4 separate regions of the Mus musculus genome follow, and regions 2, 3 and 4 are each linked to region 1. Evidence: chromatin loops called from intact Hi-C (ENCODE). Cell type or tissue: left cerebral cortex. All regions are shown on one strand. Each heading gives the region's core, and the rest is flanking DNA. Links, peaks and the distances in the headings are about the cores only.

Region 1 (7,925 bases), core at 1,801-6,800:
CTCTGTCACTAATCCTGATTCACAAGTTTCATGACAGTGGAAAGCCAGTGGGCTGTGCCTAGACATCATTGGTCCATTTCTTGCTCTGATCTCACAAAGAACCATTTTAGGGAATGATAGACCCCTGTCCACTTACAGTTCTGCATGTGGCTGCCTCCTGTCCTTGCACTACAGAACCTGTAGGTTGGTTGGAAAGCAACCTGAGTTCAACCCAGCTAAGAGATTATATTTGGAGTTCAGGAGCTTTGGACCATGAAAGAGAGAGTTTCTCTCAACTTTGTTGACTATGATTTCCTGTGTGTGTGTGTGTGTGTGTGTGTGTGTGTGTGTGTGTGTGTGTGTGTGTATGTGTTGGTTTGTGTATTTGCTGGCTTGATTTATGTGTTTACTTTTTCATATTCTTTATTATCTTCCATTTTACTTTTTATTATTTCAAGTTACACTTTACAAGTTAGAATATTTTATGTTTTCATTTATGTGTATGAGTATTTTGCCTCCATGTGTGTCTCACTTAGCACTACATCCTTGCTGTGGAGGTCAGAAGAAGGAGTCAGATTTTAGGGACTGAGAGTTACAGGTAGTTGTGAGCCTCTTGTCACAAACCTGGAAAAGAATAACACATACAATTACTGGGGTTTTAAATAATCCAAAATTCTCACTAAACCTGCCTGTATTTTTAAGGAACGTGTCACGCGTGTGAGTATGCTGTATGGGTGTCCTTAGAGGCCAGAGGTATAGTATCTCCTAGGACTGAACTTAGGGCCTTTGTGGGTGACCTGATCTGGGTCCTGAGAACCAAATGCAGGTAGGTCTCTTCAGGACTAGATGACATTCTGGACTCCAGAGCCAGCTCTCCAGCCTGGACACTGTGGGTGTTGGAGTGTCTGTCTGTTGTCTTATGCACTCCTCTAGAACCTGATTTTCTTGGTGCACTGGCTCTCAGTGTGTGCTGAGATCAGAGGAGAGGATGGTTGTTCTTTCCAAAGAGCAGCTCTTACTGTCCGTGATCCCTTGTTTTGTTCTATCAGTTTGCACTTGGTTGCTGTCAACCTGATCTATGTCATAGTTTGTGTCTACTGCTTTAGAAGGTGCTTTGCTCTTCTCTTCCAAAGCATTCCAAGAACCTGACTAGATTGTCTGACATGTTTCTGACATTTTTCTTGTCTTTGGAGGTAGGAATTTATAGCTGTAAAATTCTCTTGGTCTTGACTTTAATATTTTTTTTAATTTCTCATGACAAGTTTGTTTCTAGCCAAATCATAGAGGGCCTGATGACGGAGCAGGATCTGAAGGCCTGCTACTCTACTGAGTAAAACTTCTCCACTAACTATAAGATGATGACCACTCTGAGTGAAGGAAATTTTTTGGTGGTAAAACTGGACTTCCATGTCCCCACATTTACTACTGTGTCTGCAAAAATTCTCCAAAATACCAAGTATGCCTTGGTCATCAGAAGGGAAGCCAGGATTATGAAATCCCTTAGCCATCCTAACATTATCAAGCTGTTTCATGTGGTCCAGAGAAGAGAGGCTACCTACCTGGTGATGGAGTATGCCTCAGAGGGAGAGCTACAAGATCGCGTCATCAAAGTGGGGTCTTTAGAGGAGAGCGAGACTCGAAGGCTGTTTGCCCAGATAGTACATGCGGTGCAGTACTGCCATGGCCATCACATTGTCCACACAGACATAAAGGCCAGCAACATTTTGATCGACTGCAGGGGAAATGCCAAGCTGTGTGATTTTGACTTGGCTGCTGAAGTGATTCCTGGGCAGAAGCTGGCCGGTTTCTGTGGCACACTGCCCAGAACTCCTATATGCAGAGGAATATCAGGGCCCCCTATGGATATCTGGAGTTCCTCATAGTGGCTTGGAGCTTGCCTTTAGAAGGCAGACCATTGTGGACGAGAGGCAGCAGATCAGGAAGGGCTGACCTCACTGCGTCTTGCTCAGAGGAGAGGACTGAGGTGCAAAACTGCCCCCAAGCTGTATGTGAAACAAGAGCCCCGTGATTTCTTTTCCAGCCTGGATAAACATAACAGATTGTTCTATGGGAAGTGTCTCTCCTTTGCTCCCTGTTTCTTGCAGGGAACATGATCTTCTTCACAAGGTTAACTTCTCTCCCGAGAGAAGTTTCCTGAGCCAACCTGTTCCACCTGCCCCAAAATGGGTTCCCAGGTAGAGAATGAGGCCCGCAAATGTCTCTGTGAAAGTCCTCTAGGGAGCAAACTCCTGCCAACTTTTACAAACCCCCACACAGCCCCATCTCCCTGCAAAAACCATCGCAGGTTACATTGCTTCAGTCCTCAGACCCAACACAGAGCAAAGCTTATGAAAATACAGCTGTGGAGTGTCTCCAGGGGTAACTGTGCCCTCTCTCTCCAACAATTCTGCCCTCTAATTCCTCACCTCCTGCCTCTCTATGCTTGTTCCTTCCAGGGTCTTAGTAACAGGATTCCAGACTCAGCACCACAGGCCACAGTAGGAGGGAATGACAAGTGTGAGAACCATGGTCAAACTAGAGACCTTTATGATAGGACATCACCCTGCTGTACTCGTGTAGCCCTGCCTCTTGTCAGCTTCAGTCCTCTACCTGGAGTCTGCAATCAGCTGGACACATCAGCAAAGTTTCTTCCAATTCTTTGAGTATTTGCACACTGCTTGTTATGGCCCAGGTAAACAACCTTGCATGTCCTTTGAAATGGCTTCTGGGAAGCTTTCCCTGTTCCTCTCACTTTCACACTGGTAAGATGTCATCTCCTGTGTTCTTTCTCCCTAGACTGTGACAATATCAGTCACAGCACGAGGCACACAGAAGCCTGTGAGACTGACATGGATGGTCTGTCCTACCAAATGTCTCCCCTATTTTGAACACAAGATAACAAGGCTCCTGGCATAGTCATCCTGCTCGGATTTCTGCTGAGTTCAACAGTATGTCCCTACAGCATTCTACTGTTCTGAAACACATTCTTGTTTATTATCTCCACTGCCCACTGAGCAACATTAAGCTCTCATAAGACAGAATTTTTCTCCAGCCCCAATCTGAGAAGAGAGAGATGTCTTATTCTACTCTGAGACAGGAAGAGCATCATAGGACCCTATGTTCCTGAAGCCACAATGCACAACTCTTTGAAAGTTCATTTCATGAGTTCTGTGTTGGCCTTAGCTACTGGAACAGGCTGAGCTACTCAGACAAAACCAAGGAGGACATCTCAGAGACTCTGGCCAGACTGGCTTGGAGAGCTAGAATCACATCATCTTTCCTTGCCATCAATTCACTGGCATGTGGAACCCCTGGTGAGTCTGTGTCTCTGTCTCTGCTTCTGTCTCTTCTCGTACATGAACAACTTCCATGTAGACAGGTCTCAATCTGCTTTCAGAAAGTGGACACCAAGGTAATCATATAAAACTGAAGATGGTCTTAAGAGGCAAAAACACACACACACACAAAATAACATAACATTTAAAATCACACTTGATGGAAAGTGACACACAAAATTAAAACCCAACAAACAGCCGGGTGTGGTGGCACACACCTTTAATCCCAGCACTGGGGAGACAGAGGCAGGTGGATTTCTGAGTTCGAGGCCAGCCTGGTCGTCTACAGAGTGAGTTCCAGGACAGCCAGGGCTATAAAGAGAAACCCTGTCTCGAAAAAAAAAAAAAAAAAAAAAGACCAACAACCCTAACAAGAACAACAAAGGTCGAACTCCCCTGCCCTGCACGGCAGAGGGACTTCGTCCTCAGCTAGCTGATAATAAGACCTCTTGCAGTTTGCATCAAGTGTAGTTTTCTCTCAAGATGTTGGGGTGTTGGCCAGCTCATCCTGGGACTTGAGCAGAGGCCCAGCAACGGGCCGGGATCTGTGGCCTACCCCAGTTCTCAGAGACCCCGCTTGGAGATAGGATCCTATCTTTGTCTATATCTTTGTCTATATCTTTGTCTGCCGGCTGTGTTTGAATTCTGTATTCTCGGTTTGCAGTCATCCGCAGCTCGTGAGAGCAACGAACTCCCTGTCTGGGATGGAGGGGTGGGTTACTGATAGACGTGTCAGGAGTAACCGGCTGCCACCCTGGGAGACATCCCAGGAGGTCTGAGGGAGCTCCGGGGACGCCTGGAGATTTCCCATCGGGGTGCCAAGTGAGAGTGTGCTTACTCGGCTGTCTGATTGGGTCCTGGTCTCGGTTATTGTAATCTTTTTGTGTGTATATCTTGTTTCCCTGTATGTGACTCTGATGATGGGACAGACTAGTAGCACTCCCCTTGGACTGACTCTCGAGCATTGGACTGAAATTAAGACTAAGACTCACAATCTGTCTGTAGATGTCAGAAAGATTTTGGAGAACTTTCTGCTCTATGGAATGGCCAGCTTTTGATGTTGGTTGGCCACCAGAGGGCACTCTTGATTTGATTGTGATTTCTGCCGTTAAACATGTTATGCAGAGGAGGGCAAGGTCTCAACCAGATCAAGTGCCCTACATTCTCATCTGGGAAAATTTAGCACATGACCCCCCATCCTGGTTGAAGCCTTGGGTTCAAAAGAACAAGCCAGGATCCCGAGTCCTGGCTCTCTGCCACTCAGAGAAAAAACTAAGATAAAAACTGTGGGGGCTGAACCACAGCCCTTGGCTCCTCCCAGGATCTATCCAGAGATAGAAGAACCTCCAGAATGGTGTAACACCCTACCCCCATATCCCCAACCAGTCCCCTCCCAGATCTTTCAACAGGGGGCCACTGGAGACATAGGGGAGGGACCAGCTGCTGGAACCCGGAACCTGAGGCCAGTGAGCTCGGAGCCCAGAGGGACCAGACTCAACCACCATGCTGCCTTTACGTACTTATGGCCCTCCTCCAACAGACCCCAGACAACTGCAGCCCCTTCAGTACTGGCCTTTTTCCTCCTCTGATCTCTATAATTGGAAGGCAAACCATGCCCCCTTCTCTGAAAACCCCTCTAGCCTTACTAATCTAATGGAATCTCTCATGTTCTCTCATAGGCCTACTTGGGATGATTGTCAGCAGCTTATACAGGTTCTTTTCACCACAGAGGAGAAGGAAAGGATTCTGCTGGAGGCAAGAAAGAACGTGCTGGGGGCCAATGGATGGCCGACACAACTTCCGAATGAAATAGATGCAGGCTTCCCTCTGACATGTCCTGACTGGGACCCTAACAGGCCTGAAGATAGGGAGCGGTTGACAGTTTTCTGCCAGGCTCTGGTAGCAGGACTGAGAGGAGCTGGCAGGTGCCCCATCAATTTGGCCAAGGTAAGAGAGATCCTACAAGAGGAAAAGGAGCCCCCAGCAGTGTTTTTGGAGCACCTCTTAGAAGCATACAAGCATTACAATCCCTTTGACCTTACGTCAGAGGGCCAGCAGGCGGCGGTGGCCATGGCTTTCATCGGGCAGTCTGCTTCTGACTTAAGGAGAAGGTTACAGCGTCTAGAGAGTCTGCAAACATTATCCTTGCAAGATCTGGTTAAGGAGGCAGAGAAAGTGTACCATAAGAGACAGACTGAAAAAGAAAAAAAGGAGAAAGAGAAAAGAGAGAGGCTGAGGCAAGAGAAAGTAGACGAGATAGAAGGCAAGAAAGAAATTTAACTAAGATTTTGGCTACATTCGCAGGTGATAAGGAAGTTTATAGAAAAGGTAGAGAAAGTAGGCAGAGAGGAAGTAGGCAGACAGGGTACCTGGGCAACACAGGGCCGAGAAGACCTCAGAACTCCAGAGGATTTTCATGACCACCTCTAGATAAGAACCAATGTGCATACTGTAAAGAAAAGTGACACTGAGCAAGAGACTGCCCCAAGAAAGAGACAGAAATTGGTTTTTATTCCCTGAAATATGTACTCTGATGTCTGAAGCACACTTCCATTTTTATTCAGATACGTGGTTCTTTCTACTTTTGTTGGTAGGAATAATATTGCTACGGTGGTTTTAGAGTTTACATTGTCTTGTGTGTAAATCAGATGGAATGGAACTCAGGGCGGAACCCATACTGTCTTTTACTTCCTGTGGATCCTGCTGCCTCAGTTCTTCCTTAGGTGCACTTTAATGCTGTTAGCATTTGTGGTTTACTCTGGGTCTCATATGTCCCAACAGGACACCTTTTACCAAAGATGACCTTGAGCAAGATCCTCACCTTCCTGTCTTGACATCAACAATGCAGAAATATCATTTTTGAGCCACTCTGCCCTGTCAAGTATCAAAAGTTCAAGTCCACTGTAGGGAAGAGTAAGTTCCATGCTGAGTGGTATCCTATTTTTAAAAGGACATGCACATTTTAAATATATGGAATTTCAGATTTATGGCCTGTATCTGGGGAGGTATGTGTTGGGTACAGCGTCACAGTGCAACAAAAGGACCATGTGAAAACAAGAAAAGGCAGTGTCCTTGTGTCCCCTTAGGCCTGGTAGTCAAAAGAGGCAGATGTGAGAGTTTGCTGGTCTGAGATCACTGACATCCCTGCCTCAAATATTAAGGTGGAAAAGCATTTGAATAATATTCCTGGTCTACATATTTGAGGACAAACAGACACGTACAAGAAGAAACACACATATACACCCCACACTGTGGTCATGTATGTATGCATCATGAACAAATGAAGTCCTTATTTATAGCAGTATCTATAGTTTTCCAACTTTGTTATTATATTTTCCTCCTCAGTACAGACTGGCTAAACTTCATATTCATGTCATTTTTTTCTTTGCCAGTGATCATGGATTTAATTCCCCTGGTGACACAATATCAGGCCTTTCGTTTTGTGAAGAAATATTTATTTGTTTTATTTATATGAGGACACTCATATAAATTTTCTTCATAAAATGAAAGACCTGATATTGTGTCACCATAGGAATTGAATGCATAGGATGTGAGTCACCATGTGGATGCTAGGTATTGAACTCAGGACCTCTGGAAGAGCACTCAGTGCTCTAAGCTGCTGAGCCATCTCTTGAGGACCCTATCAGGTCCTTCTACTGAGGAATTCTTTCTTTTTTCTCTTCCCTTGTTTTGACCCCAGGTTTCTGTATGCAGTCCAGGTAGCCAAGGACTGGTGATGCTCCTGCCCTCTGCCAGCTGAGGTAGGAGATGGAGCTTTGCATGTCTTAACTGTTTGTTTGTTTGTTTGTTTGTTTGTTTATGTATGTATGGAACTGCGAATGACCTTGAGTTTTAAATTCTGTGTCTCCCCTAACAAATGTAGGGATTACAGAATTTCCTTCAAATCCTAGTTTATCTGGTTCTGGGGAAGAAACCCAAGGCTTCCTGCATGCTGGGCAAGTGCAGTTTCACCTGAGGAGTCACTCTGTAGATCAGGCTAACCTGGGACTCACTATGTAGCTGGGGATGACCTCAAATTCTTAATCCTCCTTCCTCCACAGTCCTTTTACTGATTTACATGTCTATATCAATGACACTCTTGTTTTCTTGTTCTCTTTCTCTCTCTCTCTCTCTCTCTCTCTCTCTCTCTCTCTCTCTCTCTCTCTCTCTCTCTCTCTCTCTCTTCCCCTCCCCTCTCCTCTCCTCTCCTCTCCCTTTCTTTCTCCCTTCCTTCCTTTCTTTCCTTCCTTCCTTCCTTCCTTCCTTCCTTCCTTCCTTCTTTTCCTTCCTTCCTTGTTTTCTGGATGACTTCTTTTTCCTACTGAGAATATTTGCAAGTACTACCAACATGAGCTGTACCTGGACTTCCCTCCTCTGAAGCTGGTGAGCTGTAAGCTGGTTGGAGGTGGGGGAAGGAGGCTGTTCCAGTCCCATGACATCTTAACCAAGCTCAGATCAGCATTCAGCAGTTTTCAATCTCTGTGTAGCCAGTTGGCTTTGCACATGTCTTCTGACTAGCAGCCCTTGAGCTGACCTCATTTAATTTCTCTGTGCATCAGGGTGGACAGAACAGGAGGTACAAGCCAATACAAGCCTGAGCCAAAACATGCA
Region 2 (7,925 bases), core at 974-5,973, 270 kb after region 1:
AGTGGTCAGGGGCAGACCAGGAGGGGTATGACGTCTTGACTATAAAAAAGAATTAAAGAATAAAAATAAATAAATTAAAAAACAATAAAGTGGAAGCTGGAGAGATGGTTCCGCAATTCAGAGCACTGGCTGCTCTTCCAGAGGACCCAGAGTAGGTTTGCTGCATGCACATGGTGGCTCACAACCATCTGTAAGTCCAGGTCCAGGGGATCTAATGCCCTCTTCTGGCCTCTGTGGGCATCATGAGTGAATGTGGCACAGACACACACGCAGACAAAACACTCACGTGTACATAAAATACAAAATAAGTAACCTAAAAGGGAAGCAGTGGCGTGCAACAGACACACGGGTGTGAACTCTGACATCACCAAGGACACAAGGCCCCGTCCTCACCCACTGCCAGGAGGTTCCTGAAGTTCTCCAGCATCACATCGTGGTACAGCTTCCTCTGAGCAGCGTCCAGCAGCCCCAGCTCCTCCTCGCTGAAGACCACGGCCACGTCCCTGAAGGTCACTGCCTCCTGTGACGGCAAGCACATGCCACCTCAGATCCATTCCCAATGCCACTAGGACCTGAGCAACTGCTTACACAGAGCCTGTTGTCTTAGTTATGGCTTCTATTGCTGGGACAAATCACCATGACCAAAAGGCAAGTTGGGCAGGGAAGTTTGCTAGGCTTACACGTCCATATTCCTGTTCACTATTGCAGAAAGTCAGGATGGGAACTCAAGGAGGGCAGGAACCTAGAGGCAGGTGATGCAGAGGCCATGAAGGGGTGCTGCTTACTGGATTGCTCATTAAGGCTTGCTCAGACTGCTTTCTGGTATAAACCAGGACCTTCAGCCCAGGATGGCACCAGCCACGGTGGGCTGGGCCCTCCCACATCACTCACTAATTAAAAAAAATGCCCTGCACCTGGATCCTATGGAGGCATTTCCTCCTCAACTGAGGCTCCTCCCTCCCTTCTGACTCTAGCTGGTGTCAAGTTGACACACATCACCAGGCAGTACACCTATTCAACCCTTTCCATGGCTAAAGAGGGGATGTGGGACAAAAACGAGAAAACACTGTGGAAGGAACTTGGCGTCATTACTGCAGCTTCGTCACTAGGTCCATCGCTACTAAATGGGAAGTCATGGATTGCAGAGTTAGGGCGCACCAAGCCCTGTGGGGAGTAACGTGCTGACTTACACTGAGACAATGTAATGGAGCTGGCAATGCCCGGCTCCTCCTGGGCAGTACAGCGTGGGTTTACCTTCATCCAAAGCGCTCTGAAACCCATTTCATGAGTGATGACATCACTTAGAATGCTTAGCGCTGAGCAAGATTATGAATTTCAGATTCAGAATCCTTTATTAGCAAAGTCTATGCAAATGTTCCCAAATCCAAAAGTTCTCCAATTTATGAAACGCTTGTGTGCCCAGGAGTATCTGGCAGACGGCACTCAAGTCTGAATCAATCATTAAGCCCTGAGCCCTGTCCATCTAACAGGCTGTACCGGCTGGTTTTGTGTCAATTTCATACAATCTAGAACTTGGCAACTTCTCAATGCCTCAGTTTGCCCATGTGTATAACAGTATCTCCATTCCACATATCCCTGAAGGGATTAAATGAGTCCACCGAGGGACCTTAGACACAATATGATATGCATTAAGCAGCCAATATATGTCCAACAAAACTAACATCATTGTCTGCATTATGCCAATCATGGCCACACAGTGTTCCATAAAGGTTACATTATACATTTATATAACATTATATGTGTATATAATGTTATATATGTTAAATGTTCTGTCCATATACACACAATATATATAGAAGCATTTTATTTATATATATAGTGTTCCACTGATATATACATAATAACTTTAAAACAAAAATTCAATTAAGTGAAAGTTTCAAGAAAACTATTTTTAATCACTTACCAAGGTACCCAAAAAAATTTTAAAGTGTCCAGTTTAGGCCAGAATACAGAGAATCAGGGATACCTGGTGACTACAAATTACGTGTGAAAATCACCACTGTTGTTAACAAAACAAGCGTCTAGTCCCTGGAGCTGAGGGTACTGTGTAGCTGGGGAGCTTGGCTGAACTCCATGTAAAATACCCGTGCATTTGTATTCATGCTGCAGTTTCCTGAATCATGGCTCCTGGGTGCTCAGCGGTGTCTAATAAATGCGCTGAGTTTCAGGGCTGCTGGGGAGTCTCCATCAGAGCACACAGCTCATTCGATCCCAGCTTGTCTGTACACATGTCTGTGTGTCTGTCCTTTCTTCATTCCTTCATCATCTGAGTTGGGTCAACCACAGAAGCTGTGCGGAAGCCAGACGCTCCCTGGTTGTTCAGGATATGAATGCTCAGGAAGTCCAATGCAGGAAGTGAGGGTGAGCAGTTTTCTGTGTGCATGTGTGTATACATGTGTGCATGCATGTGAGTGTACATATGTACACAAGGGTACACATGTATGTACAGGCTACAGCCCAACCTCTGGTGTCCTTCCTCAGGTGCTGTCTAGGGTTTTTGTTTGTTTTGGGAACAGGGTCCTTCCGTGGCCTGGACCTTGTCAAATAGGCTATGGTGGCTGCAGAGCACTTGCTCAGCATGCAGGGGTCCTGTTTCCAATCCCTAGCACTGTGGGGATGGGGGAAGCAACCCGACTTACCTGTAACTTGGTCATTGTTCTCTTCTCTTTGAGACAAGGCAGGGCTCTGGGAAGCAAGCTGGGGGAGGAAGGGCTTCGTGAGAACACTGCTAGGACAGTTGTTCCACATGGCTTCCTCAGCTTCTCCATCAGCCCCAAGGGCTGTGCGCGCTGACCAGGCTTTTCTACTAAGCTCCCGGGTTACCAGACTCACCACATTCTCTGTTTCTGGAAGCTTCAGGAATACTGGGTACTCCTACCTTCACAAAGCCGCCTGTGGTGATGGGTTTTCTAGAAAAGCAATTCTTTAAGCTCTGAACTCTCTAATGAACGCTGTCAAAACTGACCGTCACTCTCAGACGGGCCTGTTAATTTGATGGCTATTTTACACATACTTGTTTCTATACACGGGAGTGAAATCCCTCCCCCTTCCCAGTCCTCTGTCTCTACCACTAAAAGGTTGACATTCTAGTGAAGGTCGCTCACCTGAAAAAGCCTCCAAAAAGTCTCCATTCCCGCGTGCATGAAATAAGGACCAACAAAAACCTGAACCCTTTCTTTAAAAGGGAGTTTTTGCCCCTGCGATATGGCTCAAGGAGTACATGTACTGTGGTGGAGCCTGGTCAGCTGAATTCGAGTCTCTGGACCCCACATGGTGGAGGAGTGACTCTACTCCCACTTTTTATAAGCTGTGGCACGCCCCACTCTTTAAGTAAATAAACAAATAAATAAATGCAAAAAAAAAAGTCACATCAAAACCAGAGTTGCGTACCACTTAAGGCTTTAGGACACTGGCCATCTGTCACCACAGCTCCTCTACCAGGCTCCCATGGGAAGCTAGACTCTCCCCGGGGCTCCAGGAGCAGCTGAGATGGGTCCAGGAATCCCTGGCAGCGCCACCTCAGGAAGAGCCCAGCTAGAGAGAACCGGTCGCCGCCGCAGCCACCACCACTGCCTGCTTCTCCCGGTCCACAGACTCTGTCCCCACGGGACACTCAGGGAACACGGCGGCACCTGAAGGGGCGCGGGACCCTCCACGTCTCCCCTCCCTGGCACACCCGGAGGTAACCATGCCTCCCGGAGCGGAAGCGACCTCGACCTACACAGGCGCCGGAACTACAGTTCCCAGAATGCGTCAGCAAAAGTGCCTGGCTTTGGAGCACATCTAGGACACCATCAGAAACCTTCCTTAGAAAGGTTACACCCATTTGAGGGATGGAGCCATCCTCACATCTCAACATTTTAAACCGTGAAATCTTTCTGTCCAAAGGAAAAACAGGGACAAAAAAATGGAGCAGAGACTGAAGGAAAGACCGCCCCACCTAGGGATCCATCCCACCTGCAGACACCAAATCCCCACAATATTTCTGATGATAAGAAGTACTTACTAATAGGAGCCTGGTTTGGCTGTTTCCTGAGAGGTTCTACCAACACCTGCAAATACAGCCAGCCGTCGAACTGGCCCCGGGGACCCCAATGGAAAAGCAAGGGGAAGGACTGAAGTAGCTGAAGGGGTTTGCAACCCCATAAGAAGAACAATATCAACTAACTGGACCACCCAGAGCTCCCAGGGACTAAACCACCAACCAAAGAGTACACATGGAGGGACCCATGGCTCTAGATACATATGTATTAGAGGATGGCCCCATCTGACATCAGTGGGAGAAGAGGGAGGCTTGATGCCCCAGAGTAGGGGATGTCAGAGGGGGAAGGCAGAGTGGGTGAATAGGTGGAGGAGCACCGTCATAGAGGCAAACAACACCCTCATGAACAACAACTATAGATACTGTTTTCTTTTCTTTTCTTTTTTTGTTTTTGTTTTGTTTTCTTTGTTGTTTTTGTTTTTTTTTTTTCCTAAACAGTTTCTCTGTGTAGCCCTGGCTGTCCTGGAACTCCCTGTGTAGACCAGCTATCCTCGAACTCATAGATCTGCCTGCCTCTGCCTCCCAAGTGTTGGAATTAAAGGGGTAGGCCACCATGACCAGCTGTGGATACTTTTTTAAAACATTGAAGTCCCATATTATACTGTATTATAAAAGCTAAAACTTACTTCACAACTATAAGAACTCGATTCCACAGCAAAGTCAGAGTCCCTACATAGAATCCCCCAGTGAGGGGCTGGAGGAATGACCTAGTGGTCAAACACAGAGTATCTGAGTCAACATTCTATTGCTGTGAAGAGACACCACCTAGGCACTTCTCTCTGCCTCCCTCTCTACTTACCCCACCTCCCCTATACCCTTTCTCCCTCTGTCTCTTTTTCAATAATTTATTGGTTTTTTAATTCACTTTACATCCCAATCACAGCCCCCTCCCTCCTCTCAGCACAATTCTACCCTTACAAATCCCTCCTCCCTCACTGCCCCCCTTTTGTATCACCCTGCCCTGGGATATCTAGTGCCAGCAGAACTAGGCACATCCTCGCCCACTGCAGCCCAACAAGACAGACAGGTAGTGGGAAGGTAATCCAATGGTAGGCAGCAGAGTCAGAGATAGCTCTCTCTCTACTTATTAGGGGACCCACATGAAGACCAAAGTGCACATTTATTACAAATGTGTAGGGGGGGTCTAGGTCCAGCTCGTGCATGCTCCCTGGTTGGTGATCCAGGTTCTGTGAGTCCCCATGGACCCAGGTTTGTTGACTTTGTAGGTTTTCTTGTGGTGTCGCTGACCCCCGGGGCTTGCTAACATCTATCTCTAACTCTTCCATAAGACTCCCTGAACATTGCCTGATGTTTGGCTATGAGTGTGCGCATCTGCCTCCATCTGATGCCGGATGAAGCCTCTGAGGAGACAGTTATGCTAAGTTCCTGTCTGCAAGCATAGCGGAGTATCATTAATAGTGTCAGGGGTTGGCTCTCTCCCATGGGATGGGTCTCAAGTTGGGTCAGTCATTGGTTGCCTGTTCCCCCAGACTCTACTCCGTCTTTATCCAAGTACGTCTCGTAGGCAAGACAGATTTTGGATTGAAGGCTTTGTGGGTGGACTGATGTCTGCCTCTCTCCTATGGAAGTCCTACCTCCCAGTACAGGAGGTGGCCACTTCAGCCTGGTTCTATCCCGTTCTGGTAGAAATCTCAGCTAGGGTCACCCCTATAGACTCCCCATATTTTTGCCATCCCAGGCTTCCAGCTAGTCACCAGAAATGCCACCCACCAATTTCCATTCTCACTCCTAGACCTTTCCCATCCCCATCTTCTCCCCATACCTGGTCACTATCCCTGTTCCCCTCTTCACCCCCTCTCCTACCCAGTTCCCTCTCTCCATCCACCTCTGATGACTATTTAGTTTCCCCTTCTGAGAGAGAGTCACACACCCTCCCGTGGAACCTCTTTATTACCCAGTGTCTTTGGGTCTGTAGATTATAACATGGTTATCCTGCACTTGGTTAATGTCCACTTATAAGTTAGTACATGGCACATGTGTCTTTCTGGCTCTGGGTTACCTCACTCAAGTTCCATCCATTTGGCTACAGAATTCATAATGCCTTTGTTTTTAATACCTGAACAGTATTCCAAAATTTCCTTATCTATTCTTCAACCAATATACAGCAAGCAAGTAGCCAGCATCAAATGAAAAATGGAGCGAAACTTAAAGCATTTCAAGTAAAATAAGAAACACGACAAGGTTGCCCTTTTATTCTCACTATCTATTCAATATAGTACTTGAAATTCTAGACCAAGCCATAAGACAAGAGATCAAGAGAATACAAATTGGAAAGGAAGAAGTCAAAGCACCACTATTTCCAAATGACATGATACATAAGCAACCCCAACTATTCTCCCAGAGAACTCCTACAGCTGATAAACACCTTCAGCAAAGTGACTGGATACAAAATTAACTAAAAAAAAAAAAAAATCAGTAACCCTCCTTTATACAAAGACTAAACAGGCTGAAAAAGAAACGAGGGAAACAAAACCCTTTACAATAGCCATAAATAATATGAAACATCTTGGTATAACTCTAACAAAGCAAGTGAAAGACCTGTATGAAAAGACCTTCAAGTCTCTGAGGAAAGAAACTGAGGAAGACCAAGACAACTCTTGAAATAGAGAGCATTCATTTGTGGGCAGGTTTAGAGTTTCAGAAGCTTAGTCCCTTACATCACAGCTGGAAGCATGGCAGCAAGCTCGAGCCAGCCAGCTTCAAACATATGAACCTTTCAGAGCCATTCTCACTCCAACTACCACATTCCACTCCCTGGATCCCATAAGCTTGTAACCATAACATACTGCAACAGTTATATAAACTATAAGGTATGCGATACACTCATAACTTTCAGTCCATCAATTTTGTCAATTTATATACACTACTCTAACGTCTAACCTAACTTAAAGAGCTTATAATTCTCTACCTGAATTATGTTTTGATTTTAACTTGCATCGCCAGCTGAAAACCATCCTTTCAAATCTACATCATCTTCCTCAATTTTAAACAATTAAAGTTTGATTATGAGACTATAACAGTTTTCAATCCTGTCAGAAATCCGAGGATGAATTAAACATTATCTGAATATATAGCAAGCACAAAAACATAGCTTCCAAAATTTAAACAAATTGTAGAGACAGCTGGCTACCTGGACAGTCCCCTATTCCTCAAAATGGAGCATCTGTCTTCAGCCTTCTGGACCAGAACCATGAGGCAGACTTTGGATGAGGCAGGAACTATAAATGATTAGCCTACTCTGTCTTGGCAGAGCTAAGCTGTCGACTATCCTACATCTTGTATCCTTTCCTGGACAGTATATTTGTCTGTAGATGCATTGGGGCCATTTTTGTCCAGTGGCTACTTTGCCACAACTGGAGCAAGTCCATATTGAGGTTTTGGTGCTCAGTTTCTTCTTTGAACCATGAAGGGAGTACTGTCAGGAGCAGACATGTCTCTAGTCAAATTTTCTAATAATAATAAATTGATTAAATGTCATATTTTGTGGATTTTTGATGTTTTTGAAGACTATATATCTATATAAAATATATCTGAACTGTTAAATCTTGATTCCTCTTAGCTATTTCTATTTGAATAATATTGAAACTACTTTGATATAATCATATCAGAATCTAATATAACCATGAGTTTACTATCTGGTCCTTAATGTGCCTTAACATCCTAAACAGTTTGTAATATCAGCTATTAGAAGGACTGGGTCAGAACCTTGTATTCTTAAATGAGTTGAATAGCACAATGACTATCTAAGAGTAACAATATTAACTTCAAATTTTGTATCAATATAATAAATTTACACCAATGAAAACCTTAAATATACATGTCTATAAATTCTGTACCAATG
Region 3 (7,925 bases), core at 1,552-6,551, 320 kb after region 1:
GGGCGATTCTGAGATGAAACATTATTCAAATATGATGGCTATCTTGAAAAATGCCTTACTGGTTTAAGCTGATGATGCGTTCAACATATGTGTGCATTAGAAAACAACAATATTACAGACACTGTGGCATAGGGGATGTTACAGTTATATCTTATAATCTTACAGAACAATCGACTGTCTGACAGGACTTTAAAGAAAATGCTCATAGAGCAGAAGGGGCAGGGGATCTCCCAGAGATAGATTAAATAGTGATTTATTGACTTCACTTTTCAAAACATTAATGAGACAGGTAGCACAGCTGCTGAGAGATTTTGAAAAGAACTGCTGAGTTAGATCAGCCTATAAAAATCCTAACTTCAGAATAGAAGAAAGGGAGTATGTTACATAGGGGAAGATGTTTTGCATTTGTTTCAACAGGAGAAAAAAAAAGCTATAGATTCTTTCCAAATTAATAAAAATTAGATTTGACTGGGGAGACCCTCTGAATCTCTTGACCTTAGATGGGAAGAAATAAATTTAAAAAAAAAACAAAAAAACAAAAAACAGGTAACTTGTATTACTGGTCCCACTACATGGTCACAGCTCTAAAACAAGCTGAGACAAAAAAAAAAAAAAAAAAAAAAAAAAAAAGTCCCCGTCCATAATTTCAGCTATGCATAGTCAATAAATTTTGTTGGCTACAAAAGTCCCCGGAACTCATCATACCATTCTTTATTATGGCATGGATGAAAATTTATGTCATATTTGGCTATACAGTCCAAACCAACTGATAAAGAAAACATATGCTATCCACCTGCTCATACAAAAAAAGAGAGAGAGAATCCTATGTAGCTGATATGTGCACATTGCACATTCCAGACATGTGTTAATGCAAAATGTATATTATTTGTGAAAGGTTACATGTTTACAGAACAAAGAGACCAGTGAGTCAGTGAGTTGGAGTGGCCCTGACAGGATTCATCCTGGAAGATGCTGAGAAGAAGGCTGAAATGCTGAAACATGTTTATTCCAGCATCCTGTTTGATCCAACCTTAGACTGCTTTAATAGCTGTTTCATCTAAATTTGCTTTCCAGGACAGCCTCAAAGAAAGCTGCTGACACCAGATGACCCCAATTGGTCCAGCCTCGCAGACTGTCCCAGTCAGGACTTCATTTAAGTCTGCACTTTCACAGCATACAGAGACTAGACTGGACAATATAGCCATTTTCTTGAGCACCCCCAAAAGGAAAATGAAGCCCCCAGAGAGCAGGAAGCAGTTTTAAGAGAAAGATGCCCCATTTTCCAAAACATAGGGGGTGGGAGTTGGTTGTTCGTTGGGTGATGATCATTGGTAAAGTGGGATTGGTTACAAGTTATTAATGGTCTTTATCAGGAAGGAAACAAGGTCTCGGATATTAGACCCGGGGACTTCTCTCTTTCTTATCCTACATTAGGGGAAGAGGGGGAAGAAGGTATGAAAAGGAAAACGGGGGGGGGGGGGATTTAGGGGTAATAGGTTAAAAGGGTAGATTATTAAATCTACTCTTAAACTATGGTGCTTCTCTTAGGCAAAAATCTTATATTGGTATAGATTTTGTACATTGATGCAAATTTAAGATTACAGCATACTATGTATATATGCTTCAACTTTTACTTAAGGTATTGTTCCTATGCAATTCCTTTTTAAAATGCAATGTGAAGTTCTAGTCCTTGAAAGTTGCTATTACAAACTGTTTGGGATAATTAAGAAATGCTAAATGTTAAATACTAGTTTAGTTAATTACAGAAATTCTTCCTAGGTTAAACAGATAGTACATAGCTAGAAAAAAAGCAGTGCGGATATACTGAGATAAATTGTCTTCAAAAACCTCGGAGAGCTATAGAATATGACATTTAAAGATGCTTTGTTAATAAAAGGCTCTTTTTGATACAGTCAGGTCTGCTTCTGGCAGTATCTCCACTCTATTTCAGAGATGGTGGGTCTGTCTGGAAGAATCTCCATATGGAGTTTGCTTCTTATGTGGCAAACTAGGCACTGCACAAGAAACTGCCCTTTGTCAATGGCAGACAAAACTCTGTCCAAGCTGGACAAATGGGATGTAGGGAAGTCAACTGCTGAACTTTGCCAAGACAAGGTAAGCAGTCCCTCGTAATTCCTGCTTTACAGAAAAGTCTGTTAGACATACTGGTAGCCAGAAGGCTGGAGACAGAGATGCTCTAACACTTCTGAAGAACCTTAGTGGCTGTCCAGGCAGCCAGCTGTCTCTGTCACGTCTATAGTGTTGGAAGCTGCTTGCTCTGCATTTCCTACATACTCTGGTAACATTTATTGCTCCACAGATCTCTGATGGAATGGAAGACTAGATAATTATAGTCCCACACATTATCTTAGTGTGCTTAGGATTAAAAAGTGTTTTTAAGTCTAAGCAGATTTTTTTAGGTTGATAAATGCTATCTATGATTAAAAAATGACTTAAGTACAGATTCTGAACTCACCAAATTAGCATAGATAGTAGAGTGCTTTCTCCAAAGTTGTCAATTATAAATGGACTGAACATTATTTTTTTTAATATTTTTATTTTTATTTTATGTGATTTGGTGTTTTGCCTGCATTTATTTCTGTGTGAGGGTGTTGGATCCCTGGAATTGGAATTGTAGGCAAATGTGAGCTGCCATTTGGTTTCTGGAAATTGAACCTGGGTCCTCTGGAAGAGCAACCAGTACTCTCTTTAAACAACAACAACAACCAAAAAAAAAAAAAAAAAAAAAAACCCAAAAAAACCAAAAAAAAAAAACAACCAAAAACCAAAAAAAACAAAACAAAAAAAAAAACTGTTGGGTTTTTTTTTTTAGATTTATTTATTTATTTTATGTATGTGAGTACACTGTTGCTGTGTAGAGACACACCAGAAGAAGGCATCAGATCCCATTACAGATGGTTGTGAGCCATCATGTGTTTGCTGGGAATTGAACTCATGACTTCTAGAAGAGCAGTCAGTGCTCTTAACTGCTGAGCCATCTCTCCAGTCTTGAACTGGACATTATTAATGCAATTCTTACCTGATAGTTTTCATAATTGTTTCAAAAATGATCTTATTGTATATAGTTTATTGTTATAAGAAAAAGAGCCCTTTATTGGACTAAAAGTGGGAGACACAGGATGCTCCCTTGCATACTGTGTGAAAGCATCACTTGTCAATTAAAAAACGGATGGCCTATTAGCAAAAGGCAGGAAATAGAACATGGCAGTTCCGGCAGAGAGATTGGGACTCTGGGAAGGAGTCAGAGGTGGGAGATTCTCCCTGGACTCTGAGGAAGTCAAACATTTAAGACTGAGGAGAGGTAGCTAGACTTGTAGCAGACTTAGAATTGAGTGAATGTGTTATTTAGGCATACAAGTTAGATGGGGGCAAGCCAAAGCCTATGACCTAAGCATTTATTCACACCTAAGTCTCTGGGCCATGATTAGGGAACTGGGGAGTGGGTGGAAAAGCCCTCAGTTACAGATTTCTTCACAGGCTCATTTGTCAATACATTTATATTTATATTTATATTTATATTTTATTTTATTTTATTTTATTTTATTTTATTTTATTATTTTATTTTTTGCCAATGTATCTTCAAAGCCCCTTCCTGTTTCAGATGTTTACATCATGCCAGAGTTAAAGGAGTTCATTTCACTGCAGGAGTGGTTTCTGGGTGAGGTTCATCTATCCCTGATCTCACTGGGGATGTTTTTGTTCTGTTTGGTACAACCAGGTCTCACTGTGCAGCCTTCTGTCCTGGACCTTGCTATGGCAATGAGCCTGACTTAAAATCACAGATGCAACTACCTCTACCTCCTGAATTCTGGGATCAAAGGCATGCATCACCGTGGCTGGTCCACAGGGTTTATTTTTATTTTATGGATGGAGATCACAAGTTTAGGAACACACCCTTGAACAGGGCACAGGGCTCAATGATAGAATCCTTGCTTAGAATCCACCAGTGGTGGCTGGGGGCATGGCTAACATTTGAAAGGCCCTGGGTTCAATGCCAACATCATCTCGAAAAGAAAGTTCTAGGGACTTGAGAAAAGGCTCAGTGGTTAAGAGTTCTTGCTGCTCTCCCAGAAGACCCAGGTTGGGTTCCAAGGGGCGCACAAAGAGTGGCTCACAACCACCTCTAAGTCCAGGTCCGGGAACTTATGCCCTCTTCTGGTCTGTGAAGGTACTACATGAAAAGAAAATCTTCCTCGATTTCTACTGGCCTTAGGGAAGTTGTAAGTTAAAGTCTGAGTTTTAGAAACAGAATAGCTCTCTGTAGCTGTGGATGGGAGGTCAGTATCTTTTGATTGAAATTCTAGAGCTAAACATTAGAATAATAAACATTAGAATAACTGAAAAAAGAATTAAAACACTAAGTGCAGTCACCAAAATATTGTCAATGGAAGAGAAAATGAGTGACCAGGCAGACAGCATGATAGAAATCACTAAATCTAAACCACAGAGTTTAGACTGAAAAATTATTGCCAAACCAGAGGTGGCGGTGCACTCCTTTAATCCCAGCACTTGAGAGGCAGAGGCAGGCAGATCTGTGTGAGTTCAAGGCCAGCCTGGTCTGCAGATCAAGTTCTATGACACTCTACAGAGAGAAACCCACTGAGTTCCATGACAGCCAGGACTATACAGAGAAACTCTGTCTTGAAGAACAAAATAAAAGTGGAAGCCATCATAGAGGCCTGAGAGGCCAGCGAGCGCTTCGGCAAGTGGAGTACTTGCTCTGCAAACCCGATGGTCTGAGTGCAATCCCAGGAGTCCATGTTGCAAACCCACAAGCTTGCCCCTGCCCCAGCATAGACGGGCAAATAAAGTGGTAGGGAAAGCCAGGTGTGATGGAACCCACCTGTAATCCCGGTATGTGGGAGCTGAGGCAGGAGTGAGCCCATGAGTAGCCTGGAGTCCAGGTCCAGCTTCTCCCAGCTGCAGTCCGAGGATGATTTAGGGGCCTTGCTCTGCCACACTCCCCCTGTTGTCTGAAAACATAGGCTGTCAGCAAGTCCCAAGAATCTTCTCTCTACATCTCACAGCACTAGGGTTATAGACCTGGCCACACCCAGCTTCTTACATGGATAGTAGGGATTCGAACTCAGATTCCCATGGGCTGACTAGAGCTCCTATCATACTCTTCACACGTGTAGGGTTTCTCTCCTGAGTGGACTGTCTGATGAGCATGAAGAGCTGACCCCCCAACAGAGGCCCTCCCCACACACATCACATTTGTATGGTTTCTCTAGTATGGACTCTCTGGCGGGCTTGAAGATGCGAGGCGTGACCGTAGCCCTTCCCACGTTTCACATATGAATCGCTTCTCTCCGGTATGGACATTCTGAGGTTCTTGAAGGTTAGAAGCCTGACTGCAGCTTTCCCCATGTTCTTCACAGGTATAGGGCTTCTCCCCTGTGTGAGCATCTGTATTTTGGATAAAGCCTTTCCCACATGCTTCACATGGATCTCTCTCCAGTGGGGACTCTTGGGTGGCACATTCATAGTGAATTATGGCTGAAGCCTTCGCCACACACACATCACATTGGTGGGGTTTCTCCCCAGTGTGGATCCTCTGATGTATGTGAACATGTGTACCTTGACTGAAGCCCTTACCGCATTCTTCACACCTATAGGAGTTTTACCCCAGTGGACCCTCCGATGGACCCCGTGTGTGCCCTCTGGTGGTACTGGAATATTGAGCTCTGACTAAAGCTTCTGCCACATTCTTCACATCTATAAGGTTTCTCTCCTGTGTGAGTCCTGTAGTCACAATCAATGCTGATTGAAGCTCTTGTTGATGAGACCCTTGCTCTTCCCACAACTGTCACGTCTATAGGACTTGCCTTCTGTGTCACTGGTCTGGTAATCAAAGAGACTCTGTTGAAGTGGTCTCTGGATTGATCTCATGTCTCCGGTTCCTCCCCTGGGTGTGAATGCTGACTAAAGCAGCCCTCTGATGATAGGCAGTGTGGTGAATGGAAAGCCCTGAGGCACGTACTATGCCGATACGGTTTCCCTCCTACAGGTGATCCCTGACTAACAGCGTCATCAATGCATCTGTCACATTCACGACACCTGTGGGGTTTCTGCTCTTTTTAAGTTTTAACCCACTGGCAGGATGATGGTTTCGTCACACCTGCAAACCCGTGCCGCTCACGTTTCTCACCGAGTGGCTTGTTTCTGCTCTGGATCTGTGACTCATGCAGGTACCTATTTTGACAATAACTCTGAGTTCTCGAGATTAAAAAGTCTTTGTGTTCAACACGGCTGGAGCTATCTCCTTTGTGATTCTTTATATTGCTCCCATTTTCAGAAACCCAAATGGAATCATCTTGCAGTAGTTGAAAGTGCTTCCTCTGAAGATACCAGGTCAATGCCCATGCAAACCGTTTCCAGATCTGCCAGCAAGACTGCTCTTCCTGGGAAAGGTACCTTAGTGCAAATCTCTGAGTCACCATCTCATTTTTTCCCCTGCTGCCTGTAAAAGAGCCGTACTGGAATGTTAGTGTACCAGGATCTTGCCAAGGACCTAGCAACGGCTTATGTCACCATCTGCCGCCATCCACTGCTGCATGTAAAAGGACTGCCTGCGCATGCACTCTCTGCTTCCACCTGTTTCCATGTGTTCTGGGTCTCTCTCTCTCTCTCTCTCTCTCTCTCTCTCTCTCTCCCCCCCCCCCCCCCCTCTTTCTGTCCTTTTCTGCAACCCAGCCCTTCTCCGCACTCATGGCCCAGCAGGTACCCCTTCATAACACAGTTAATGGGGAAACTCCACATTAAGGACATGGGGTGAGACCTAAGCAAGCCAGTATATAGGTCACTCGGCCTTACATTGTTTATCATTTCCTCAGGTTTTCATTGAGTTGGAAGCAAGGTTCCTGACTCTCAAGTGTACAGTGTGACCCATTTAGAGGCATATGTCTAATGTATACCGTGAATGCTATGAGGCCTGTCGAGATGGCTCAGCAGTTAAGAGCACTGACTGTTCTTCCAGAGGTCCTGAGTTCAATTCCCAGCAACCACATGGTGGCTCACAACCATCTACAATGTGATCTGATGCCCTCTTCTGGTGTGACTGAAAACAGTAACAGTGTACTCATATACATGAAATAAATAAATAAATCTTAAAAAAAAAAAAAAAAACCACGAATCTTCCAGAAGACCTGAATTTTATTCTAGTACCTACATAACTCCCTGTAACTCCAGCTACAGGGTCTCTAGCTCTGTGGACACCCACACACATGTGGCCTGTAAACACAAATTTTTAATTAATTTATTTAAAAATGAAAAAACAGCTGGGCAGTGGTGGCGCACACCTTTAAGCCCAGAACTCAGTAGGCAGAAGCAGGTGGATTTCTGAGTTCGAGGCCAGCCTGCTCTACAGAGCAAGTTTCAGGACAACCAGGGCTACAAAGAGAGACCCATAAAAAGACAATACCAAGTTGACTGCAGATGACAGTACTGTCTGGTCTACCCTGGCGACTGGACCCAGACCCTGTCATGGTAAGAAGTATTCTAACACCGAGCTACATCTCCAGGTCCAAAGTGGGATTTTGTATTTCGGCTGCTCCTGCATTTTTATTAAGGCTCCTGTAACAGAAACTTAGATCTCAACAGTTGCCCATTTTACTAACAGCTACTATCTTTAAGTCCCAGGCATGAGGGTTATGGCAGCTCAGCAGCACCTTTTCTTTATAAGGAACTGCCACAAAGCCCCGATGGGGCCTCGATCCCAAAGTCCTCCACATAACACTTGAAACAGGTCAAGGTTGCAACTACAGCTTCCTTGTAATTAGCAGCGCCCGGAAACACTGACCTTAAAGAGATAGTCTTTCTTTTGAAAAATGATGAAAAGAATTCACGAAACAGGCCAGTGAGATGGCTCAATGGGTAAAGGTGCCGCCTGCAAGCCTGGCAGC
Region 4 (7,925 bases), core at 1,627-6,626, 330 kb after region 1:
AGAGGTGGAGGACAGTTAAACTTACAGGGACAAACAAGCACCTGGCATATCCTCAAGACATCAAGTGCTTTCATACAACCTATTTTTAAAATCACACTTACTCATTGCCTGTGTGCGCTCTCGTGTGCACATGTGTGTGTGACAGTGCTTGTGTAAAAGACGGCGGATAACTTGTGGAGGTTGGTTCTCTTCGTCCACCATGTAGATCTTGGGGATCAGACTTAGGTCATCAGGCCTGGAGGCATGCACCTTAACCCCTGAGCCACCTTGTCAGCTCTCGAATGCGTTGAGTCTCCTTACAGGAGAACAATCCTCTAGCTTGAGAGGACCCCGTTACATTCTGACAACAAATAGGGCGAGCTCTACTTACCATGGGCCCGCTCACTTTTTTACCCTTCCTTCCAGGAGGTGCAGACCTGAAAAGACAGAAATGGGAAAGGAGAAGTCTCGTCAGTGCCACTGACCACGCGGCTGACCCTTGTCAGATAGTCGGGTGCGTGTTCCTTGCGGCCTACGGTCAGAGGATGACAACGGTGGCGTGGACGATAGGAACTCCACATAGGAGCTCGTCACAGAACACTGTGCCCAAGCACAGCAGACCAGATCTCCTTGTACTAATTTTTTGCAATTTTCTCAACGTTTTAAACTTCCAGTGGCGATAATGGTGAGGATGGTAAACGTGGAAATAGCATCTAATGCTAATTCACTGTAATGGGTACTGGGTGGGCGTCCCACTCCTGATGGGAGGGAGTACACTAGTACACGCAAAGCAATACATCCACTCTCGGGAGCCTACAAGGAGCATGTCGGGAACACACCATTGCCTCACGTTGCTTGGGATTTTTAGCAGCTGTGACTGTTGACAATATTCATTAAGCAAGGTAGTGGTGGTCGGGGGGAGGGGGGGATCACAGTGCTGTGAGTACAGGGTACCCCACACCATTTTATCTGTGCCAGGCAGCATGGTGACCCTTCTGAGCCTGAATTTTGAGATGAGACCCTTCCCTGAACTGTTTACATGTGACCTGTGTGGGAGTCACCTGGGATGCAGACTGCAGGGGTGTACGTGCAGGAGTTCTCAGTTAGATGGGCAGGGTTTGGGGTGTACGTGCAGGAGTTCTCAGTTAGATGGGCAGGGTTTGGGGTGTACGTGCAGGAGTTCTCAGTTAGATGGGCAGGGTTTGGGGTGTACGTGCAGGAGTTCTCAGTTAGATGGGCAGGGTTTGAGCCTGGGTACTGTCCCAGGAGAGGAAATTCTCTCTGCTGGTTCACGGTGAGTTTCTAAACTGCTGCATGGGACAGCCCAGTCCAAGGAACACAGCTGCCATTTAAAAGAAACTTACCCAAGAAAACCTGACAGAACCAAACTAAAAGAGCCATTGTTCCAGTTGCATACTAAAGTTGTAACAGTTCTGTTTTTTTTTTTTTAACATGATCTGTAATTTTAGACATCTCCATGTCTATAATGTTAAAAAAAAAAAAAAGTTATTTGGAAATACCAGAATTGGTGAAAACAGGGCTGGTGAGATGGCTCAATGGGTAAGAGCACTGACTGCTCTTCCGAAGGTCCTCAGTTCAAATCCCAGCAACCACATGGTGGCTCACAACCACCCATAATGAGATCTGACACCCTCTTCTGGTGAGTCTGAAGACAACTACAGTGTACTTGCATATAATAATAAATAAATCTTTGGGGGAAAAAAAGTTAAAAAAAAAAAAAGAATTGGTGAAAACAACTTTTTTTAAAAACCTAATACCAGGGACTGGGGAGATGGCTTAGTTGGTAAAGAGCTTGCTGGGCAAAGCACAAAGACCTGCGTTTCATCCCAAGGGCACATTTTACTTGAAAAGTCAGGGGTTGGGGAGGAGGGGGCTGCATGCCAGTGGCACACACAGATCTATAAAGCCAGTTCTGCGAAGGCAGATAATGGCATCTCTCCTGCTTCTTGGTCAGCTGGCCTCACCTAATTAGGCAATCTCGAAGTCCACGAGGGAGGATTTGGTGGATAAAAGCTTTTACCACCAAGCCCGAGTTTGGTCCTCAGGATACACAGGATGGTAGATGGGCAGCATCTCCCCAGCGTGGTCTTCTAATCGCCACACCCACACCGCAACTCACGTTTTCCACCCCTACATAAATATTAAACAGAAAAACAGTGGATGGTTCCTGGGAACCCGAGGTTGACATCCGGCGTCCATACATGTACACACACACACATGTACACACACACGTACACACACACAGGTCTCAATAAATGTACAAAGCCCGCTCTCAAGATCCCTGCAAGCCAGTGCTAACCTATATTCATGATACTGGCTGGCTTCCTCTGGGAGCTTGGACCAGTAAAATGTGGGTTTGAACAGCCTATTGTCAGAGGCTAGCCTGGGATATGGCCCCCACCCTTGGGTTCTTGGAAAGAAAACTCTTTTACCCTCTCATGCAGTGCCAAGGCTTAGAAACCCCCGCTTGTGGGTTTTTTTTTTTTCCTTTATCCATCCCTTCACCTAGTGCTGGGGGTCACTCTCCTTCCTGTCCCATCGGGAAGGTCTGTGGCCCAAGTTCAAAGTAGGACAAGGATGTTCGTGTGCTTGCTTCCGAGTTGTGGTGCCTGGTGGTCTCTTCGGGGTTTCTGCCATCTGGGCACAACACTCTGTATAGACTCACCTCTAATAAAAGTTAATCCCAGGTGTACGACCCACACATCCTCCAGCGTCAGCCAATCTTAGTCACTTATGGCTTCCAGCACTGCTTTTTGGGAAGTCAGGGCTGCAGGGAAACCAAAAATTGTAAAATTATAAAATTCCCTACATTACATCTCACAGTTCCTGCCCCAGTACCTGCTGCAAGCAGCCAGCTCCTTCCTCTAAAGGTCATAGATGGGTCACAACTGTGACGGCCAAGAACTGGATGAAGTATTACTATGGTCTCTCCATGAGACCTGCATGCCAGGCAGTTTTGAGTGTTTCACCATCCTTTTTTTTTTTTTTTTCTCTCCAAGTATGCTACTAGGAAGGTCTAATGTCTGTCTTTTGCAGAACACCCAAGATATGCACAGAGAGATCTGCTAGTGCGGCAGGGGCAGAAGCAGAGCCGACTAGGGGGTGGAGAAGGTGGGCGCCGCGGGAGCAGGGAGGGAGCTGCAGAAGGGGAGCGGTGGCCGCAGGCGGAGAGGGGGGCTGCAGGAGGGAGGTGGCTGCAGGAGTGAGGGGGACTACAGGAAGGGAGAGGGGGCTTCAGAGAGGAAAAGAGGGCTGCAGGGAGGGAGGGGGGTAACGAGGGGAGAGGGAAACTGCAGAAGGGGAGGGCTGCTGCAGGCGGGAGGGCTGCTGCGGGCCGGAAGAGGGGGTCTGAGGGCAGGGAGAGTGGGTTGCAAGAAAGGGCTGCAGGACCAGAGAAGGAGATTGAAGGCAGGAGAGGGCTGCGGGCAGGAGGGGAGGGGAGCTGCGGAATGGGAGAGAGAGGGCTGCAGGCAGGGAGAGGGGGCTGCGGGGACGGGGCGGGGCGGGGGCACTGCAGAAGCCGCTCGCGCCGAGGGCCTGCAGGCACCAGGACGCTCCCTCCGGAGCTCGCCGCTGCTCCTTACCTTTCAAACCTCGCTCCTTCCTTTTCACCCGAGACGCAATTGCTGTCGATCTCAGAAGCATCTAGCGGGTCATTCTGGAGGTTCCTGGCTAAAATAACTCAAATCCAGGGGGACAGATGGCTACAGGCTAGCCTGAAGCCGACGAGTTCCCAGAATTCCGCGTGGAGAAACCGTGCGTGACGCTCGGCTCCCTCAGTGGTAACGGAAGTGAGGATGCAGAGGCGCGGGTGGCCGGTCCCGAAGCTAGGGGAGGAGCACCATCCTCCCGTATTGGATTTCCCTGTTGTTTTTCATTTCCCATACTCCCTAAGAAAGTCTTGGACAGCAACGTCTTTACATTGGAGGATGTCTGCCTTAGGACGTATAGGCTTTGGCGCTGGAGAGATGACGTGGTGCGGAGAGCGCTACTAACTGCGGAGCTCAAAACCGTAGTTGCTCCAGCTCCGGAGGACCCGTCGCTCTCTCGTGGCGTCCTCGAGCACTGCATGTACAAGGTACACAGACAAAACATGCAGAGAAAACATCCATAAATAAATAAATAAATAAATAAATAAGTGAGTGAATAAATAAACTTTCCAAAATACTAAAATAAATAAATAAATAAAATAAATCATTTATTGGTGTGTTCATGCATGCGTGGGGAGCGTGCGTGCATGTTATGTGAGACCCCCGAAACTGGGGAGACCTCCGCTCAAGTCCCGGGATGAGCTGGCACCCCAATAAAACCACACCTGATGCAAAACCACAAGAGGCTTTATTGTCAGCTAGCTGAGGACCGCGCAGGGCAGGGGAGTTCGGCCCCCAGAGGTAACAGTAGGGGGGGGGTCTTTTAAAGGAAAAGTGAGGAATTGGGAGGAGTTGGGAGGAGAGTTGGCAACAGTTCTTCTCTGGCGAGGTGGGGGAGTGAGCTATAGCTCCTCTCCTGTGTCTATCTCCGTGTCCTTGGCACAGGGAGCCAAGCAAGGGCCTGGCTAGGTCTTCCTACAATTATCGCATCTCTGGTTGTAAGGCACAGAAAAAAAAAAAAAAAAAAAAAAAAAAAGCTTTTTGCTGGCTATAGAGAACAAAGAGCTTCTTTCTGGCTGTATCCCCAGAGATCGGGGAAAACGGGCTTGGGGGAACGCTCGGGGTCTCACAGTTACAGCGCAAATGAGGAAGTCATAGGACAGCGTACAGGAGTAAATCTCCTTGCAGTCACTATGTGGGTGCAGGGGACCCAACTCAGGTTGTCAGGCTGGGCAACAGGAGTGTTTACCTGCTGAGCCACCTTGCCAGCCCTTGAAAACTCATAAACCCCAGCACAAGAGCCAACTTTTTAAAAGGAGTGAAGATTCAAACATGGTTCAGCAATTTCAATAGAAATAAGAGTAGCAAACATGGACATGTTTATCTTTAGAATTTTTTTTAAAGAAATGGATATAGGCAAATTACCTTGTGGGGGGAAAATGATAACATGTGAGAACTGAACTATCGCATGTTGATGGCAAGAATACAAAGCGGACAGCTGTGTATTTTTTAAAGTTGCTCTTAGAAAAGTTAAATATATTACCATTGATCAACGTAGTAGTAATTCTAGATGTAAATGGCTGGCTGTTTCACAGCATAACCCATTCTCTTAACTCCCTCCTTCCAGTTTCCAGCCCAGGCCCCTTCAAACATTTCTCCCGGCCACTCCTCCCTCAGTTTTCCAACAGCGTAAACAGTCCTTCTCCGGCTTTCCCCATTCTAACCGCTCCAAGCTATAACATCGGCTCTGCCTGTCTACTCAGCTCAGCTTCTCCTGGCTCAGCTGTCTCAGAGTTCCTTCTGTCCCTACTGCCTTCTCCTCTACCCCGCCCCTTCGCTTCTACTAGCTCCGCCCCGGCCCCGCCCCCGGCCCCTTCTCCGCCAAAACTGGCTTTGTTCTCCTTGGTCTCCTGAAGTTTCTCAGTCCCTGCTTCTTTACAAGAAATGATGGAAGCTGTTGCCTATACAGTGAGAGCTTGCCTTTATTTCATTAGCTTGTTTCTCATCATTTTCTTTTCAATCAACTGAGCTCCGTGTTTATTTCACTGACTTTAGACTCAAGTTGGAGATAGTTACTGTGGCCCATAGCTGACTCAGAAACCACTTTTGGCATAAAAATAGATTGATTATTTTAAATATGCAATTCCTTTTTCTTGCTTTCTAATTCTTTTGGAATTTTTTTAAAGATTTACTTATTTTATGTATGTGAGTACACTGTCGCTGTAGCTGTCTTCAGACACACCAGAAGAGGGCACCGGATCCCATTACAGGTGGTTATGAGCCACCGTGTGGTTGCTGGGAATTGAACTCAGGACCTCTGGAAGAGCAGCCAGTGCTCTTAACCACTGAGCCATCTATCTCTCCAGCCCTCTTTTGGAAATTTTTCTGAGACCATATATGAATTAAATGTTGTTTCCTCCTTTAGCCTCTTCAGGAAACTCCATGCTTTGCATCCACTGCAGCTGGCAGACTGAATAAAAATTTTTCAAGTGACTGTCTTTCTCAAGGCTGGCTTAACAGTTTACTGAAGGCATATGATGTCTTAGGCACTGCTTGTGAATATAGGTACGCAATGTAGATATACAATTCAAACATGTACTATTAATTGGGAAGAAATGTATTTTAAACAATTTCAGTAAGTGGTAATTTATTAACCACAAAACCTAACTTGCACAGTAGTGCCGTGGAACACTTTCTGTAAAGGGGAGTAATGAGGATGGTCAAAATCCCACTGAGACACACAACAGAGTCTGCAGCTGAACTAGAAGACCGAGAACAGGAAAGCTCCGTGAGCAACGCTTCCGGAAGAACAGAAAGCATGTGTACTGTAGAAAGCCATGCAATTTGTCATAGACAACAACGCCGACCCTGAGCAGAGAGGCTGGGCCCTGTGTGTGGTGATGGTGTGTTCTGAGGAAGGCTGCAGTGAAGTCACACAGTTGCATCATGGGTAAGAGCTGCCAGAAGCTCCTAGAACCTGTTGAATTCTGAGGTTTTGGTCCCTGGATATGCAGAAAGCTTGTAGTGTTCCTAAATATCTTGTGACTGTCACTTACGGTAATGAAGCCCCACACGGGGTTGCAACCAGCAACATAAGAAAGTGATCTGGTTCCTTCCTTTGAGATACCTCCAGGTCACACTCAACTTTCCCCCGGTTGGTTACTGTCTCCATGTGTTAAAGGTCAAGGTTCTGACTGAAGTCTACATGGCTCCAACTTACAAGGCTTCTCTGCTTGTGGTCTCCCAAGCATCAAAATGCATCCTGGTCCAGTCAAAATACTAATACTACAACTCCCTTGAGAACTCTAAGAGTTGGGACCTTTCAGCTTCCAGTTGAAATATCAAACTATAAAACATTATAGAGTTTGTTTCCCCTGTGAGCCTTCTGATGCAGGCAAATCCTTGCGACCCTCATCCTCTGCATGGGCGCGCTGGTGAATTAGGAGACTTGAGCTCCAGCTGAAACCCTTCCCACACTCCTCACATCTGTATGGTTTCTCTCCTGTGTGAACTCTCTGGTGGGCCTTGAGGTATGAGCTCCAACTGAAGACTTTCCCACACTCCTCACATTTGTAAGGTTTCTCTCCCGTGTGGATCCTGTGGTGGTCATGGAGGTAGGACCTCTGCCGGAAGCGTTTTCCGCATATGTCACATCGATACGGTTTCTCGCCTGTGTGGACTCCACGATGAGCCAGAAAGTTGGAGGCCCGACAGAAGCCTCGCCCGCACTCCTCACATTGATAGGGTCTCTCTCCCGTGTGGGAGCGCTGGTGCGCTTGAAGGTGTGACTCTACAGTGAAGCCCCTCCCACACTCTGCGCACTGGTACGGTTTGTCTTCACTGTGGACCCTCTGGTGCACCTGGAGTATGGAGACCCGACTAAAGGCTTTCCCACACGTCTCACACTTATAGGGTTTCTCTCCCGTGTGGATTCTGCAGTGAACGTTGAGATCTGAACTCCGGCTGAAGCCCTTCCCACACGTGCTACATTTGTAGGGTTTCTCTCCAGTGTGGCCTCTCTGATGGGCCAGGAGATGGGAGGCCTGGCTGAAGCCTTTCCCACACTCCTCGCATACATAGGGTTTCTCTCCCGTGTGGACTCTTATGTGATTGTTAAACTCCGAGCTGTGACAGAAACTCTTCCAGCAAGCATGGCACTGATAGGGCTTGTTTCCAGTGTGGCCCCGCTGATGGTCCAGAAGGGTGGAGGCCCGAGTGAAGCCCTTGCCACACTCCTCACACTTGTATGGCTTCTCTCCAGTGTGCCTCACCTGATGGGCTTGGAGACCCGATAACCGACAGAAGGCGTGGTCACATTTTTCACACCTATACCTC

What was found. A loop is a pair of places that touch in the nucleus more often than their neighbours do. Peaks named below come from ENCODE experiments on the same cell type or tissue, not always from the same donor. Only the 100,000 strongest peaks of a DNase experiment are listed, where the experiment ranks them.
Region 2: a loop joins it to region 1, with 5 times the contacts of the local background. A loop is called at or near these places in 5 of 42 quality-filtered maps.
Region 3: it touches region 1 in a loop (10-fold over the local background); 22 of 42 quality-filtered maps call a loop at or near these places.
Region 4: it touches region 1 in a loop (17-fold over the local background); 10 of 42 quality-filtered maps call a loop at or near these places.

What each region holds. Positions count from the first base shown.
Region 1 is chr7:23,963,814-23,971,738 of GRCm38, forward strand. It overlaps the pseudogene Gm5324. Among named protein-coding and RNA genes, the nearest start is that of Vmn1r180, 15 kb to the left of the region's middle. In left cerebral cortex, for the core only: a CTCF peak has its summit at 4,374 (motif pointing right); a DNase peak (open chromatin) is centred at 4,376.
Region 2 is chr7:24,233,958-24,241,882 of GRCm38, forward strand. It overlaps Zfp109 (zinc finger protein 109), which reads right to left and starts at 3,641. Exons shown (of 4, transcript NM_020262.3): 1 at 3,126-3,641; 2 at 2,661-2,718; 3 at 394-520. The coding sequence starts at 2,675. In left cerebral cortex, for the core only: a CTCF peak has its summit at 3,574; a DNase peak (open chromatin) is centred at 3,743; H3K4me3 peaks cover 1,250 bases; H3K27ac peaks cover 697 bases.
Region 3 is chr7:24,282,165-24,290,089 of GRCm38, forward strand. Gm51471 (a long non-coding RNA gene) reads right to left here and starts at 4,984. Exons shown (of 2, transcript XR_003946726.1): 1 at 4,865-4,984. It overlaps Gm51469 (a long non-coding RNA gene), which reads left to right and starts at 6,063. Exons shown (of 3, transcript XR_003946724.1): 1 at 6,063-6,212; 2 at 6,320-6,434; 3 at 6,858-7,149. It also overlaps the pseudogene Gm18126. In left cerebral cortex, for the core only: CTCF peaks have their summits at 4,178 (motif pointing left) and 5,658 (motif pointing left); a DNase peak (open chromatin) is centred at 6,530.
Region 4 is chr7:24,295,609-24,303,533 of GRCm38, forward strand. It overlaps Zfp61 (zinc finger protein 61), which reads right to left and starts at 3,941. Exons shown (of 7, transcript NM_009561.2): 1 at 3,585-3,941; 2 at 2,666-2,767; 3 at 1,965-2,130; 4 at 371-416. The coding sequence starts at 373. It overlaps Zfp94 (zinc finger protein 94), which reads right to left. Exons shown (of 6, transcript NM_001199321.1): 6 at 6,096-7,925. The coding sequence ends at 6,947. In left cerebral cortex, for the core only: CTCF peaks have their summits at 4,050 and 5,815 (motif pointing right); DNase peaks (open chromatin) are centred at 3,096, 3,889, 4,439, 4,767 and 1 more place; H3K4me3 peaks cover 2,599 bases; H3K27ac peaks cover 1,688 bases.